Regions from separate parts of the Homo sapiens genome. Here regions 1, 3, 4 and 5 are each linked to region 2. The links are chromatin contacts, found by Hi-C in ENCODE. All regions are on one chromosome and are shown on one strand. The core of a region is the stretch at or near the end of the contact, and the rest is flanking DNA. Distances in the headings are between cores, read along the strand shown.

Region 1 (2,749 bases), core at 200-2,699, 1.2 Mb before region 2:
ATTGTACCAGAAAGAAGCCAATCCATTTAGGACTGTAAAAATCAGGAAATACTTAGAACAGCACTTGAATGTCAAGTTATTCTATCAACACAGACAAAAGGCTTTTTCTCCCAAAGTACCCCAAGACAAGGCCAATACTAACCAGACGCCAAAATAAGACCAATAATTACCCACAATAATCATTTTCTCCGGCATGCGGACCAGTCGATATCCCCAAGGTCAAATATGAGCAAACTGTGCCATAGGTATGAAATGCACGCTTTGTTCGAGGTTGTACGGGGCACTGACCGGAACTTTACACTCCAGGATCGTTTCGAAAAATGCTTATTCAATCCACAGTTTAAGTTATGCAATAATTCGCTTAAAAGTATGTGTTCAACGGACAAGAGAAGTTGAAGGTAAGAATTTAATACTAAAGGAAGTAGGTTTGGGAAAGATCAAATGGGAGAAAAGTCTGCTCTGAATCAAAAGTCGGAAAATACCCTGTCCGATGAGAAACAGGAGGCTGGCAAAGTGGGAAAGGAAGGGTGCGGACAGCGCGCGGAGGCGCAGCTGTTGGTGAGACCAGCCGAGAAGGCTGCCAAGGGAGGTAGAGACGGAGGAGGACCGGAATGTCGGCCACGGTTCAACCCAGGGGCCAGCCCGCCTCGGAAAGTCCTGGGGCGGAAGGGCGAACTAATCGTCCCCCTAAAACACAGCGTAGACCCACGCGGCGCCTGCTCTAAAGCTGGCCGCTCCCCGATCGCCGCCGCTGAGCGCGCGTCCTCTCCAGGGGAAGCGAGGGCCGGCGCGTGTCCCGCCCGCCCCCGCCAGCTGGGCCGCCGGATCCCACCCGCCGCCGCCGCCTTCCTCCCGCCTCGGCCGCCCGCCCCCGCTCACTTTTACGCGGTTGAGTCCGGCCTCCAGCCGGAGCTGTTGAACCACTTTCTTCATAGCGGCGACGCTGGAGGAGCCAGACATGGTGCACGCGACGGCCGGGCCGATTCGTGGGTCGGTGGGTCGTGGGCCGTGGGTCGGCGGGGCCAGACAACTCAGCGGCGCGCGGCGGGGGCGGGGCTCCGAACTTTGTCTCTAAGTTTCCGGTTCTGTGCTCAGCGGCTCCACCCTCGGTGCGCATGCGCGCCTTGCCAGCCCTCTGTTCCAGCTCCACACCCGGCCCCGAGCGCGAGCCTGGAGGAGGGGGAGGAGAAGGGGCGGAGCAGTCGGTGGGCGCGGCGGCTGCTGGAGGCTAGCGCGACCCGACTCTTAAGTTTTCTTTTCCTCTCCAGAGGGGCCGATTAGGGAGAGGTAAGGAGAGAGCTTACCGTTAGCCGCGAAGAACTAAGAGGGGGTCTGAAGAGGACCAGGGAGGGAAGGCAGAGCTTGTGGGAGTTTCTAAAAGGCCCGGCGGCGGGTGACCAGGAGGTCTCAGTTTTCCTCCCAGTTTGTGGGAAGGGTTGAGGGAAGTGAGGGGAGATACTGGGTGAGGCGTAGGAGCTACTGTGCACCCGGCGTGAGTCACCCGCACACCCCCGCCCCGTACAGGCGTGTCTCTCTGTGACCCGAGTTTGGCCAACAGGCATTTTCAGTTCCACCCCCAACCCCCAGCCCCGCTGACCCGAGGCGGAGAGCAGGCGCGGAGGTCGCTGTCGCGTACCCAGCGGAGCCGGGCGGGCGGGGAGCAGGGGCGCTGATTCGCTGGAGAAGGGATCTTCTCGAGGTTTGACTTTACTGGCTTCTTAGCTCTTGAATCGGTTTTTCTGAAGGAGATTGTGAAGAAGCCAAGGTGCTGGCTGAAGATTACACCTGTCTGCTCGGTTACCCATTTACTCTGGAGAATTAATGCTTATTGTACTTTTTAAAATAAAACTTATTTTTGTGTTTCCGGAAAGTTTGCTCTTTAGTATTTCCGTTGTAATTTATTACCTCCTGCTTGAAATTGAGTACCAAAGGAGTTTTTAGGAGAGAGGGTAGGGTCTAACCAAACAAAATAGGCTCAGCCAGTAGGTCTTTCTTTCATCCACGGAAATATGTGTGTTATGTCACAGCACTAAGGGCAGATGTTTCCTATTTCTTTTCGGGTAGTCAATCTCCGAATGCGCTGATGTTTTCCATTAATGTTAATAATTTTATCATTAATGGATTTCAAATTTTTTATTAGGGAAGCATGTGTAATTGCACTGGTCAACAAAATCTAATTTATTTACTCAACAGTTTATATCAGTTCGCAAAAATGTACATCGTAAGTTTAGCATTTTACTTAATTCATACGGATGTAATGATTGGGGTTAAAACCAGGGTTTGAATTCTGGCTCTGCTACTTACGGTATTCTTGGGCAAGCCACTTAAGTTACTGAGGCTTTATTTCCTTATTTCAAAGTAAATTATACAGCTTCGTAGAGTTGTTTTTCGGAATGAAATGACATTATATGTAAAAAGAATGTGAAAGCTATCTCAATAAATATTGTCTTTTCCCAAAAGGTATTGTAATTATTTCACCTTTGGTGCTTTGTTGACTGTATAATGCTAAAACGTCATTCATACTTTACAGATTTGTAAGATTAAACACAAGTATCTATTCAAAGAATGATCTGTTTTACAGTAGTTGTAAAATATATCACTGAACTCTTAGAACCGTGGTATGTTAATGCTGGAAGAGATTTTAGGGAATATATGGTCCAATAATTACTTCTGTGAGGGAGACTGTTGAGGAATAAGCAGTGTTTTAGGCCGAAACAGTTTCAGAAAAAAAAAAAATTGTTGCTTTTTT
Region 2 (2,700 bases), core at 1-2,500:
ATATTCACAGCACCCATGAAGAAGCTTGATAATTGAGGTCAAGTGTATTTTTGCCTAGTTTTAACTTAATCTACTTTGTCATTGTTAGTTTTATTAGACTTTCTCATCTCTATTCTCTCTCAAAGGAATACCGAGTAAAGAGCATATTAAGTCAAGCCAGATCCAGTTCCAACTGATCTTTTGGTCCCCAGAATTTCCACTTTCCTAACTTGACCATTACCCATTGGACACTACTAATTTCATGTATTTTCACTGAATTTGTTGTGTTGTCATGTACAACACCCTCCACTTCCCAACCCACCCCCGCGAACGCCGTCTGACTCCAGAAACCCAAACTTGTGCTCATTTTTCATTATTCCACCTTCTCCTGATAGTGTGGTTTCCTTCACTCTAGACATGAGGACTCCACAGCTTTATTCCCCTAAATGGAATCCCCCATGCCCTACCTTGACATGGCCAGTTTCCGCTTGCAGCCCACCGGGTGATTTATCGGAGGCTCTTCTTTCACCTTTGTATCATCCACGATTTCTTTCTTCAGGAAATCCTTCTCTTCTTTTACACACTCTCCATGCATCAATTCCTCTTTTATGCATTGACCAACAAACTTCTCCTCCTGTTTTATCTCCAAGTTATCCTTCTCTTCCTTCACTTCTGACCAGTCCATTACCTCTTCCTTTACCTTCTCTTCCTTTACCTCTGGTTCACCCACCTTCGCTTCTTTTACCACTAAACTACTATCCGTCTCCTGCTTCACCTCCAATACGCCTGCGTTCTCATCCTTCACCTCAGGCCTATCCTCCACCTCCTGTTCTACCCACTGGCCAGCCAACCTGCCTTCTGTACCTGGCCAGTCTATAATTTCCTGCTTCACTACCGTTAGGTCCATCGGTATTTCCTCTGGCCTTTGTCCACTTCCTTCCTCTCCATCCCCTATCTCCTTTATCCCTGTCAGCCCTGTCCCCTCCTCTCCGCCGCCGAACTCCTCCGCCCCTGCTAAGTCCCTTACTCCCTCCCTGCCAGGCTCTGGACTTAGCCGCACCCCCTCAGCTACGCTGTGGAGACCTCCCCCAGACTTCCCTTCATTTTCAGCAGCAAACTCCATCAACTCACGATCCTTGGCCTCTGCTGCCACTCTATCCTTCAATGTGGCTGCTGCACACCAATAGGAGGAATTACCGGTCGGAATACCTACGGCGGCCCACGTGTGGAGCCAAGCAGCCACAAACCCGGAATAGCCTGCTTGACGCGACTGCTCGAATCGCCGTAAAGCTACGCTTTTGCGCCTCGCCCCTTCACGACTTGTAGAGCTCTTTACGGCTCTGCGGAGGCCCTGCCGGATTCTCTGGGCGAACAAGCGTAACTGCGTGACTTGCCCGCTGGGGTTCTCGTCTCCTTCCTGGTTTCCACCACCCTCTTCCCTTAGAGAAGCCTCCTGGGCCACTCCCTGGGCCACCCTCCACGCCCTGCTGGGTGTAAAGAGTGTAGGAGACCGGCAGAGGGAGAGAAGCGAAACCCTTACACTCTGGAAGTGGGAAAACCCACCCTAATCTGTGTTAACCATTAAATCCAATCTTGCATGAAAATGGAGGACACACCTGATGTTATTAGGCCTTTCCAAGCTTTAGTTTCTTAAAGCTATAAACTAGGGACCATGGTATTATTAATATAAATCTCCCAGTGTCATTGCAAAGATTATATGAGATCATGCATGGAAATCAACTAGCAGTGACGGACACAAACTCGATATATAACTGGGAATCCTGATGGGCTTCAAACCGCCTGGTTTCCACCACCCCCTTCCCTTAGGGAAGCCTCCTGGGCCACACCCTAGGCCACCCTCCACGCCCTACTGGGTGTAAACAGTGGAGGAGACCGGCAGAGGGAGAGAAGCGAAACCCTTACACTCTGGAAATGGGAAAACCCACCCTTATCTGTGTTAACCATTAAATCCAATCTTGTATGAAAAAGGACACACCTGATGTTACACCTTTGCAAGCTTTAGTTTCTTGAAGCTATAAACTAGGGAGCATGGTATTATTAATATAAATCTCCCAGTGTCATTGCGAAGATAATATGAGATCATGCATAGGAATCAACTGTCAGTGACAGACACAAACTCAGTGTATAACTGGGAATCATGATGGGTTTCAAGTAGGAAAGAGGGCATTAATTTTTCTTTCCATTCTTTCTAAGTAACAGCCTGCGTCAGGCTATTCCCCATTCCCAGCATTCTGCAGGATTCTCTCAGAGAACATCATAAATATATTAGGCGAAAGTGCCTAATGCCCGGTATTGCTGAATAACATTGCATTGTATGAATGTGGCACGTTTTTTCATGCATGTACCAGTTGGTGGGCATTTGGCTTGTTTCCAGTTTGGGCTATTACGAATAATTCTGCTTCCACATTCATATGCAAGTCTTTGTGTGGACATGTTTACATTTCCCGTTAAGTAAATAACTAGGAGTGGAATTGCTGGGCCATATAAATTTATGTTAATTTTTAAAGAAATGCCCAAACTGTTTTCCAAAGTAGCTATACCATTTTACATTCCTACTGGCTGAGGGTTCCTATTTCTCTACATCCCGGCCAATTCTTAGTATTATCAGTTATTTGATTATAGATGTGTAGGGGTACGTCATTGAGAATTTACATTTCTTTAATGACTAATGATGTTGAACATCTTTTCATCTGCCAACTG
Region 3 (2,739 bases), core at 138-2,637, 1.6 Mb before region 2:
TATCAGTATTGTTTCTATTTTTTATGTTTGTCAAACAGTTGGCAGTAAATCTGAAGTAAGATTTTTTTAGATAGATTGTTTTAGATAGACCTTTTTCTTTCTTTCCTTTCCTTCCCTTCCCTCCCCTCCCCTCTGCTTCCAAAGAGAACCACGGAAATTTCTTATCCTTTAGTGTCAAAAAAACAAGTACTCAAAATTTTTGTTAAATGCCACAGGTTACTTTCTTTCCTGAAAATTGACAAGGCAAGTTTTACTTACTTTTAATCAAAAGAGATGTTTTGGCCAGGCGCGGTGGCTCACACTTGTAATCCCAGCACTTTGGGAGGCCAAGGCGGGCGTATCGCTTGAGGCCAGGAGTTTGAGACAACTCCTGACCTGGCCAACATGGAGAAACCCCATCTCTACTGAAAATACAAAAATTAGCCGGGCATGGTGGTGCGCGCCTATAATCCCAGCTACTCGGATGTCTGAGGGGCGAGAATCGCTTGAACCTAGGAGCGGAGGTCGCAGTGAGCAGAGGTCGCACCACTGCACTCCAATCTGGGAGACAGAGTGAAACAACGTTTAAAAAAAAATAGAGAGGTGTTTCTAAGTGAGATCACTAAATCAGGGGTTTAGGTAAGTAGTAGTCTTCAGTGGTAAGGTTTTAAAATTAACATGTCTCAGCCAACTAGAAGGAACTTTTTTCTCTCAATTGAAATTTCTTGCTATGGTGGATTTTATATAATTTAAATCTTGTATTTTGTTCTTTTCAAATTTTAGAATGTTTTAAAATGTACCCCTGGTAATAGACATATGTCAGCAGATTATAAGTTTGATAAGCAATACTGACATACTAAGTGTATGTAGTTCCTGTATGTATTAGGCCTAAATCAATGAATTAGAAACATTCAATTTTTTAAAGTGCTATTTCACATTGTTTTATTTATACGTGTTATAAATTTGTTTTGCAAGAGTTTTTTCATACCCATTTCATACTAGTTTTTTTTTATGAAAAGTTAGCTGCTTATAAGGATTCATAAAATCTGTATATTAGTTGATTTCCTAGAAAAAATACAACCTGTCTTTAGCATGTTGTGTTTGGAGGACAGCTTGGCCTTCAGTTGTTTGCATAGACTTGTCATACATGTTTAACTAGTTTTCTTTTTAAAGAATGTTTAGCCTACTATATATATAAAGCTTTATATTTAATGCTCTCATTAGCCTATATATTAATATTAAAACACCCAAACATAAAGCCTTTTAGGCAGATATTGCAAGTTTTTAAAATCCTCAACTCTAGCTGAAAAGTGTTTTGCTAAGAAAAGCTCAGTAATGTGCTGTTTTATATTAACAGGAAACAGAACAGCAGTAGTGGTTTGAATACCCTGCAAACAGGAAGTTTGACACATGCATAGCTCTTAGCTTCTGTGTAAGAAGTTGTGAGCTCCTTCTGGAAACATTTGCAGTTACATTAAGTAAAGTGTAAATGCACATGAATGGCAGCTTATAGAGAACCACCTTGTAACCAGTATACAGGTACAACTACAGCTCTTCAGAAATTGGAAGGTTTTGCTAGCCGGTTATTTCATAGACACTCTAAAGGTACTGCACATGATCAGAAAACAGCTCTGGAAAATGACAGCCTTCATTTCTCTGAACATACTGCCTTATGGGACAGATCAAGTAAGTTTTGTTTTTTAAATGATACATTATAACTAGCAACTAAAATGGTAATTGGAGTTTTACAATCAAACATAAAGAACCCTCTTTTGTTTGTTGTTTTCTGATTTTCACAAGGACATTTTGCAAGATGAAGTTGAAAGAATTCCATAAAAACTTGATTATAAGTTGAGCTGAATCATTCAGCTTTCATCATTGTATGGTTTTATTTTTGACTAAGTTCAATATCAGTGACAAGATTTTCTATAAAATTCTTACATCATTTCTAATGTACTTTTTTTTGTTGTTCTTACATAAAAATGAAATACTTAAGTTTCAGAAACAACCATCTGTTTACTTCTTAAAATGTCTTGTATTTATAAGCTTTAAACTTTGAAAGGGGCAACAAGACTCTTGAATTTATAATTACATTTCTATTGTGTTTGCCATGGTTTTATTTTTAAATGCATGTGAGAAAGTTATTTCAGTTTTACAAACAGGAATTTCTAAAATAAAACATAATTATTCTATCTAAATTCTTACACTTATAACATTATGGATATCAAAAACTTTATAATTATATTTTATGTTATTTATACATATGACTCAAATGCAGGAAAAGTTGGTTATGCATGAATCACATTCTTTCAGGCATGTTAAAATGTTTGAACTTGCAGCTTTGCTAAAATGGTGCTGGGGAACCATTTTTGGTGCCATACACTCTAAAAGATAAATTGCACATATAAACAATACTAGTGCCGCCATTCTACATCTCACCTTGGACCCTCCTCAAGGTATTTCTGTGACTCCAATTAGAGGAACAATAGAATTACCCTTGAAACTTTTGCCCTCTTTGGTGTGTTTGTTTGATCATCAAATAGCACTAGCGTTTGACTCTTTCTGTTTATGTATTTGGTAGCAGTTAAGGAAGAAAACTCAGCTTAACAACCACAACAGCAAAATCAAGAATGGCTTACAAAATTTACTCCTAGGTTTATACAGCACCTTGACAGTGTTATAGAAGCTTATTTGAATTAATTTTTTACTAAATCAGAAATTTTTTTACATTCTTCAAACTATTTTTGGGAGATTGAGGAA
Region 4 (2,843 bases), core at 281-2,780, 1.2 Mb before region 2:
CTTGATCTTACCTCTCAGATTTGTTCCATCTGAACTTTCCCGCATTTCACCTGATGGTAACTCCATCCTTTGAATCACTCAGGTCGAAAGTCTTGGAGTCATCCTTGACTCTTTCATGTCCTCCCTTCAGTTCCATCAGTAACTTTACCTTCCAGAGGAATCACTTCTCAACCACCTACACAAGACTTACCCTGGTTCAGGCCACTATCATTTCTTCCCTTCTTCCACACACCCTGCCCCTGCATAGGCTCTTCTCAAAAGAAGATTCTGAATGACGCTTTTACTTTATTTTTATTTATTTTTTTGAGAGGGTCTCACCCTCTCACCCAGGCTGGAATGCAGTGGCACCAACATGGCTCATTGCAACCTAGCCTTCCAGGCTCAATGGATCCTACTGCCTCAGCCTCCTGAGTAGCTGGGACCACAGATGTACACCATGCCCAAACAGATATATATATTTTTTTACTTTTTGTAGACATGGGGTCTCACAGTGTTGCCAAAGCTGGTCTTGAACTCCCAGGCTCAAGCAATCCTCCTGCCTTGGCCTCCCAAAGTGCTAAAATTACAGGCATGGGCCACTGCACCAGCCTGATACTTTTAAGATGTTAAGATCATACCATTCTTTTCCTCAAAATTCTATAAGAGATCTTCATCTCACATAAAATAAAAGCCAAAGTCCTTACAAAACTCTACACCACCTGTCCAATCTCAACACTTCTTGCCTTTCCTGGCTTGCTACTGACTAGGAGCATTGGAGCTGGCTGTTTGCTTTGCCAGGACAGCTTTTCTCCTTGATAACCAGCTTTTCTCAGATTAACAGCTCTTCCCTCAGATAACTAGTTTAGCCCATTACCTCCTTCAAACCTTGGCTCAATGTAACGTTTTCAATGAAGCCTACTCTGAGAATCCTATTTAAAATTGCAACGTACTTTGGGAGTCCAGGGCGGACAGATCACCTGAAATCAAGAGTACAAGACCAGCCTGGCCAACATGGTGAAACTCCATCTCTGCAAAAATACAAAAATTAGCCGGGCATGGTGGCACGTGTTTGTAGTCCCAGCTACTCAGGAGGAGGAGTTTGCAGTGATCGGAGATCGTGCCACTGCACTCCAGCCTGGGCATTAAAGCAAGGCTCCGTCTCAAAAAGATGAATGTCTCTTCATCTTCTTTTATCCTGTTCTATTTTTTTTCCATACCATGTCTTACTCTGTAGCTCACCATAATTTATTTGTATGCTCATTTTAGGTTTCCCTCAAGTAAAACGTAAACTAATCCAGGCACGGTTTTTGTTGTTGTTCCATTATTTTGAGGGCTGGGCACATAGATGCGCAAGGAGTGCCCAAACTCATCATCTCACTCTTTATACAGCTGGGCAAACTGCCTAAAGTTTCCTCAAGCCTCAGCTTTACTATTTTCTTGAATGGCTAAAACTCACAAAACACATCTAGCGTCAAAAACTTTGCGACCCCGGAAGTAAAAGGTTAAGGAAGGGGGTCACAGGAGAAGGCTATTTCCGTTTCCGTACGGAAGCAAAGGAGCCAAGACCATGGCGAAAGCCGGGGATAAGAGCAGCAGCAGCGGGAAGAAAAGTCTAAAACGGAAAGCCGCTGCCGAAGAACTTCAGGAGGCTGCAGGCGCTGGGGATGGGGCGACGGAAAACGGGGTCCAACCCCCGAAAGCGGCTGCCTTTCCGCCAGGCTTTAGCATTTCGGAGATTAAAAACAAACAGCGGCGACACTTAATGTTCACGCGGTGGAAACAGCAGCAGCGGAAGGTACGCGAGAGGCGGGGGCTGCCGGGCGCTTGCGCGTTGTTCCTGACGCTTAGGGCGGTCGCGGGGCGCACATCTGTGGTTGTCTGCTGGTCTCAAAAGTGTTCTCTGTGGCTCCGTGGGAAGGGTGGCGTCGCGGCCCACGTGTTCTGGTCCCCTCGCCCTAGTTTGGAGACTCTAGGTTCAGCCTTTTGCCTGAGCGTCAAGGTGGAAGATTATCTTGATAGGCTCTTTCCTGGGACGCTAGATTCACAAGGAAAGCTGTAAGGCCAGTTGGCTTAGTAGTGAAAACTACGCCCTCCTGGCCCAGAAGGCAAAAGTCTCAGCCCTTTGGTCCGTCTAGGTAGCGTTGGTTAATTTGCAGAATCTGAAATGGAGGCAATACGTAATAAATCCAAAATACTGCTTCTCTGATTCCTGCAGGAGCTCCTTACCGAAATTAGTACTGTAAAGTTTCTGGTAATTGTATTTGTTCTTTTCAGCTTTATCCTTATACGTTTCTGGTAGGTAAACAAACTGAAACGTAAAGAGGTTTAAACGACTTGTCAAGGTCGCAGTGCTCATTTCTGGTTAAATTGCAATTGGAAGAAAACGTTTGCTTATTCTTGCACATCGTAGAAGTTCACACAATATTATTATTATGTGTCTGCCTCCTCTTACTGGCCCTTCTGAGGCCCGGGACTGGTTCTTACTCATGTTCAGTGTCAAGGTGCTGTTTCAATACATACAAGGGGCGTTTAACTCATTCTGGTATGCACGTATTGGGGAGGGATGTCCTGGAAGACTTATTGGAGCTATGATTTCTAATCTGAAACCTGGTGGATTGAGGATCAGTAGGTGCTGGGGAAAAAAGAATATTTTTTATTTTGTCAAGCATTCTATCTAGAAATCTCCAGAAGAATATATAGATTGACAATACAAATACAGATAATCTTAAGCCACCTTGCAAGCTCTTACTAAATTTTAGAAGTATATTTTGATTATAAAATATGTGAATAACTGGTGATGGTTTTATGGAAAACAACCTGAAAACTCAGCTCCCATTCCTATTTTTAGTGCTTTTCAAGAGAAG
Region 5 (2,700 bases), core at 4-2,503, 1.4 Mb before region 2:
GTCCTAAAAGATTATTTTTAAAAAGGGAAGCAGGCAGCTTTTTCCTCAGATTCTACCTGAATTCTACAGGATATTACAGCAAGTGATAACTTTTTCCAGGATCTTTCTGGGGAACCTGTGTTCTGTGCCCTGTCTTGAGTGGTTTTGTTGACCATCTTGACCTAAAAGTGTCCAAATGTTGATTGATGTTTATTTCAATGAAGAGGCAACCATGTATGTTTTCTGTGTATGTGCAGAACATTAATGGGATGAGATTATTCTCCTGGAAAAGTGGTTTAAGCCAAGCAAGGGAACTGTGAGAATGACCAGGGTAACTTAAACAAAAGATCTTGCCCAGCCTCTCTGCTCCACCTCCCAGTTTTCTGATTTGGTATTTAGGATGATGGCGGGAGAGACTATGAATTTTGGGGTGGGCATAATGTCTTTCTATTCATATGTAACTAATATAGTACCGGGTACTCATAGATTGTAAGTGTTGGTTAAATTTCTTGAATTATGCTTTTTGTCCAACTGGGATAAACAGTTAAAATTAAACCTCCCAGAACTAATTGTTTTCGTTTTGTAGAATAAGGTTTTGTTTGTTTCAGTTTGAATTTTTGCTGGCTTCATTTGGCAGGATAAATGCCAAAATAAAAGAATGTGGGCGTTTTCAGGAGATCTGGTCATCTATTTTGCATCCTTTCCGAAATATGTTACTTCCTGCATAATGAAGTAAAAGGATTTGCTGCTGGGCAGTGCTTTCCTTATTCTCACAAAGAGATTACTTAAAAGCCAGCCCTGGGAACTTTGTCCATGAATCTCTATTAGGAAAAAAAGAGTAACATGGGACTGCAGCTTCCGAGTGTTCTCTGGTTATAGCCCATAAGCACTGGCTTCTCACTCTTATTTTTCCCTCTGGGGAGAAAAGGAAATAGTTTGAAACATGACATTCATGCTCAGAACAACAGCTAAGACCTATCATGCAGCAACAATGAAGGGGAGGGAGAAAATAAGAAGCTATTGAGACAGCTTGTTTTTCTTTGTACAAGACAGGTGCAGGGAGAATTCTGCAGGTTTTGGACTCCTTACTCATTTCTTGCACTAATTGTGCTGAAGGTAGTTAGCAAAAGTGAACAGGCACACTGTAGCTTTAAAAAGTCAGCCATGAACCAGAAGGCAGTTGGTGCAGCTTGTGTGTGATTCCTAACGTCATGTTGGCTGAGAGCCAGCCTGGTTTTATTTCACTGTGTCAAATTGTACCTCCTTATTGAATTCCTTTGCCAGCCTACTTTGTGAAAGAAAACATTGGGGTTTCTTTGGCTGTTCTTGATAAGCCTATAAAAAATGATATTTTTTAGTTGCTTATAGGTAGGTTTTCTTTTTACTCTTCCACAGAAAAGAAAATAATAGTAATAATAATAAGACAATGTAGTGTGGTGTTGCAGAGTATCATTGTGAGTGTTTTGTTTTGTTTTCTGAGATGCTTAGAAAATGGTGAATGTGTAACAGTTTCCAACTGAAGTGAAATCATATTCTGTTAGCATGGAGCAGCAGCACTATCTTCCTGTCTACTCTCTAACGGTGTGTGAATGTATGCTAATATCTATATATATATATTAAATGTTGGATTTCTCTATCAATGATCTAAGTGGTTTGCAGCTGGAAGTTTGTGTGTATGTGTGTGTTTCAGGAGTGAAAATTATCCCACACTTACAGTGTTATTTGTTAATCATCTACTTCTCTAACAGTGATAAAATCTTGCGAATATACTAAATGATGCACTTGCCATGTCAGAGTAATCCCTAGAGAAGGAGTGCCGAAGTATAAAGTGATTTGAGTGGAAATGTATTTAATTTATGGCTTCAGCTGAATAAGAGCAAACACGTTTCGGGACTGTTTCTTCCTTTTTTTTTTTTTTTTTTCTTAAAGCAGTTTTGTTCGTAGCTTTTTCATTTTGCTAATTGCATATTAATTGTGGAAGGCTTTTAATTTTCCACAGCCCTCATCCTACTAAACAAAAAGACAGAGTGATGGATGCTACAATATCTCCTTAAATGTTTTGATGATTTTTCATAAATCTAATGAGTTACCTACTCTTTCTTACACATACACACACACACACACACACACACACACACACACACCAGCACCACCTTTCTGTGCTAAGGGCTATCTGGCATTTTTTGTGAGCTTCCTGCTTTACCACAGCATGGCCATCTCACAGACGGGTTTTTGAGGCTTTCGTTGAGAATGTGAGGTAGGGGAATACTTGCTGACAAAAGCTTTAAGTGTCCTTCTGCATTGCAATGAAAAAATCTAGGAGCAAGGGGGAGTGGACAAAAAAAAAACCAAACACAATAAGAAAAAACAAATCAAAGCCCATAATGGGAGGGGGGCAGGAAAAGGGGGATTGTTTTTCTCTACTTTGACTCATTTATGAGTTGCAGTGTCTTAAGTGAGAGCTAGGCACCCAGAAGAAGCTGTGCCAGTTCACACAGCACTTGTTTTCAACGAGGATTCAATTTCATTTGCAAATGCTTATTGTCAAGGCAGGGAGTGCCAGTACAGATGAAAGCACCCCAATCCGTCTCCTCCAGTTCTTTAGGTTTAATCACATCTCTCCAATCGCCGAGGGAACTGGAGATTTAAACAAACATACGTGAACTGGTGTGAAGCTGTAAAAGGGACCATTATGTTTCCGATTCAGAATATATATTCTTC

What was found. Hi-C counts contacts between places; a loop is a spot of excess contacts on that map. Pooled maps may share reads with other maps.
Region 1: a map of CD4-positive, alpha-beta memory T cell shows a loop between it and region 2 (7-fold over the local background). The contact joins the promoter of GNG5 here to the promoter of ZNHIT6 in region 2. A Hi-C loop is called at or near these places in 1 of 168 maps with a recorded cell type or tissue (CD4-positive, alpha-beta memory T cell), 1 of 37 single-sample maps with no recorded cell type and 11 of 50 pooled maps.
Region 3: a loop to region 2 is called in a pooled map, with 7 times the contacts of the local background. The contact joins the promoter of PRKACB here to the promoter of ZNHIT6 in region 2. A Hi-C loop is called at or near these places in 5 of 50 pooled maps.
Region 4: a pooled map shows a loop between it and region 2 (7-fold over the local background). The contact joins the promoter of RPF1 here to the promoter of ZNHIT6 in region 2. A Hi-C loop is called at or near these places in 6 of 50 pooled maps.
Region 5: a loop to region 2 is called in a map of naive thymus-derived CD4-positive, alpha-beta T cell, with 7 times the contacts of the local background. The contact joins the promoter of SAMD13 here to the promoter of ZNHIT6 in region 2. A Hi-C loop is called at or near these places in 1 of 168 maps with a recorded cell type or tissue (naive thymus-derived CD4-positive, alpha-beta T cell) and 11 of 50 pooled maps.

Annotation. Positions count from the first base shown.
Region 1 is chr1:84,505,132-84,507,880 of GRCh38, forward strand. GNG5 (G protein subunit gamma 5) reads right to left here and starts at 1,450. Exons shown (of 4, transcript NM_005274.3): 1 at 1,305-1,450; 2 at 880-1,170. The coding sequence starts at 960. SPATA1 (spermatogenesis associated 1) reads left to right here and starts at 1,255. Exons shown (of 14, transcript NM_001397487.1): 1 at 1,255-1,287. RefSeq lists silencers at 716-845, 1,096-1,175.
Region 2 is chr1:85,707,183-85,709,882 of GRCh38, forward strand. It overlaps ZNHIT6 (zinc finger HIT-type containing 6), which reads right to left and starts at 1,251. Exons shown (of 10, transcript NM_017953.4): 1 at 447-1,251. The coding sequence starts at 1,102. RefSeq lists enhancers at 508-1,341, 1,044-1,403, 1,342-2,174.
Region 3 is chr1:84,142,884-84,145,622 of GRCh38, forward strand. PRKACB (protein kinase cAMP-activated catalytic subunit beta) reads left to right here and starts at 1,388. Exons shown (of 10, transcript NM_182948.4): 1 at 1,388-1,665. The coding sequence starts at 1,479. RefSeq lists a silencer at 1,407-1,456.
Region 4 is chr1:84,477,736-84,480,578 of GRCh38, forward strand. It overlaps RPF1 (ribosome production factor 1 homolog), which reads left to right and starts at 1,531. Exons shown (of 9, transcript NM_025065.7): 1 at 1,531-1,774. The coding sequence starts at 1,547. RefSeq lists enhancers at 1,192-1,752, 1,948-2,107.
Region 5 is chr1:84,300,455-84,303,154 of GRCh38, forward strand. It overlaps SAMD13 (sterile alpha motif domain containing 13), which reads left to right and starts at 1,254. Exons shown (of 4, transcript NM_001134663.2): 1 at 1,254-1,347.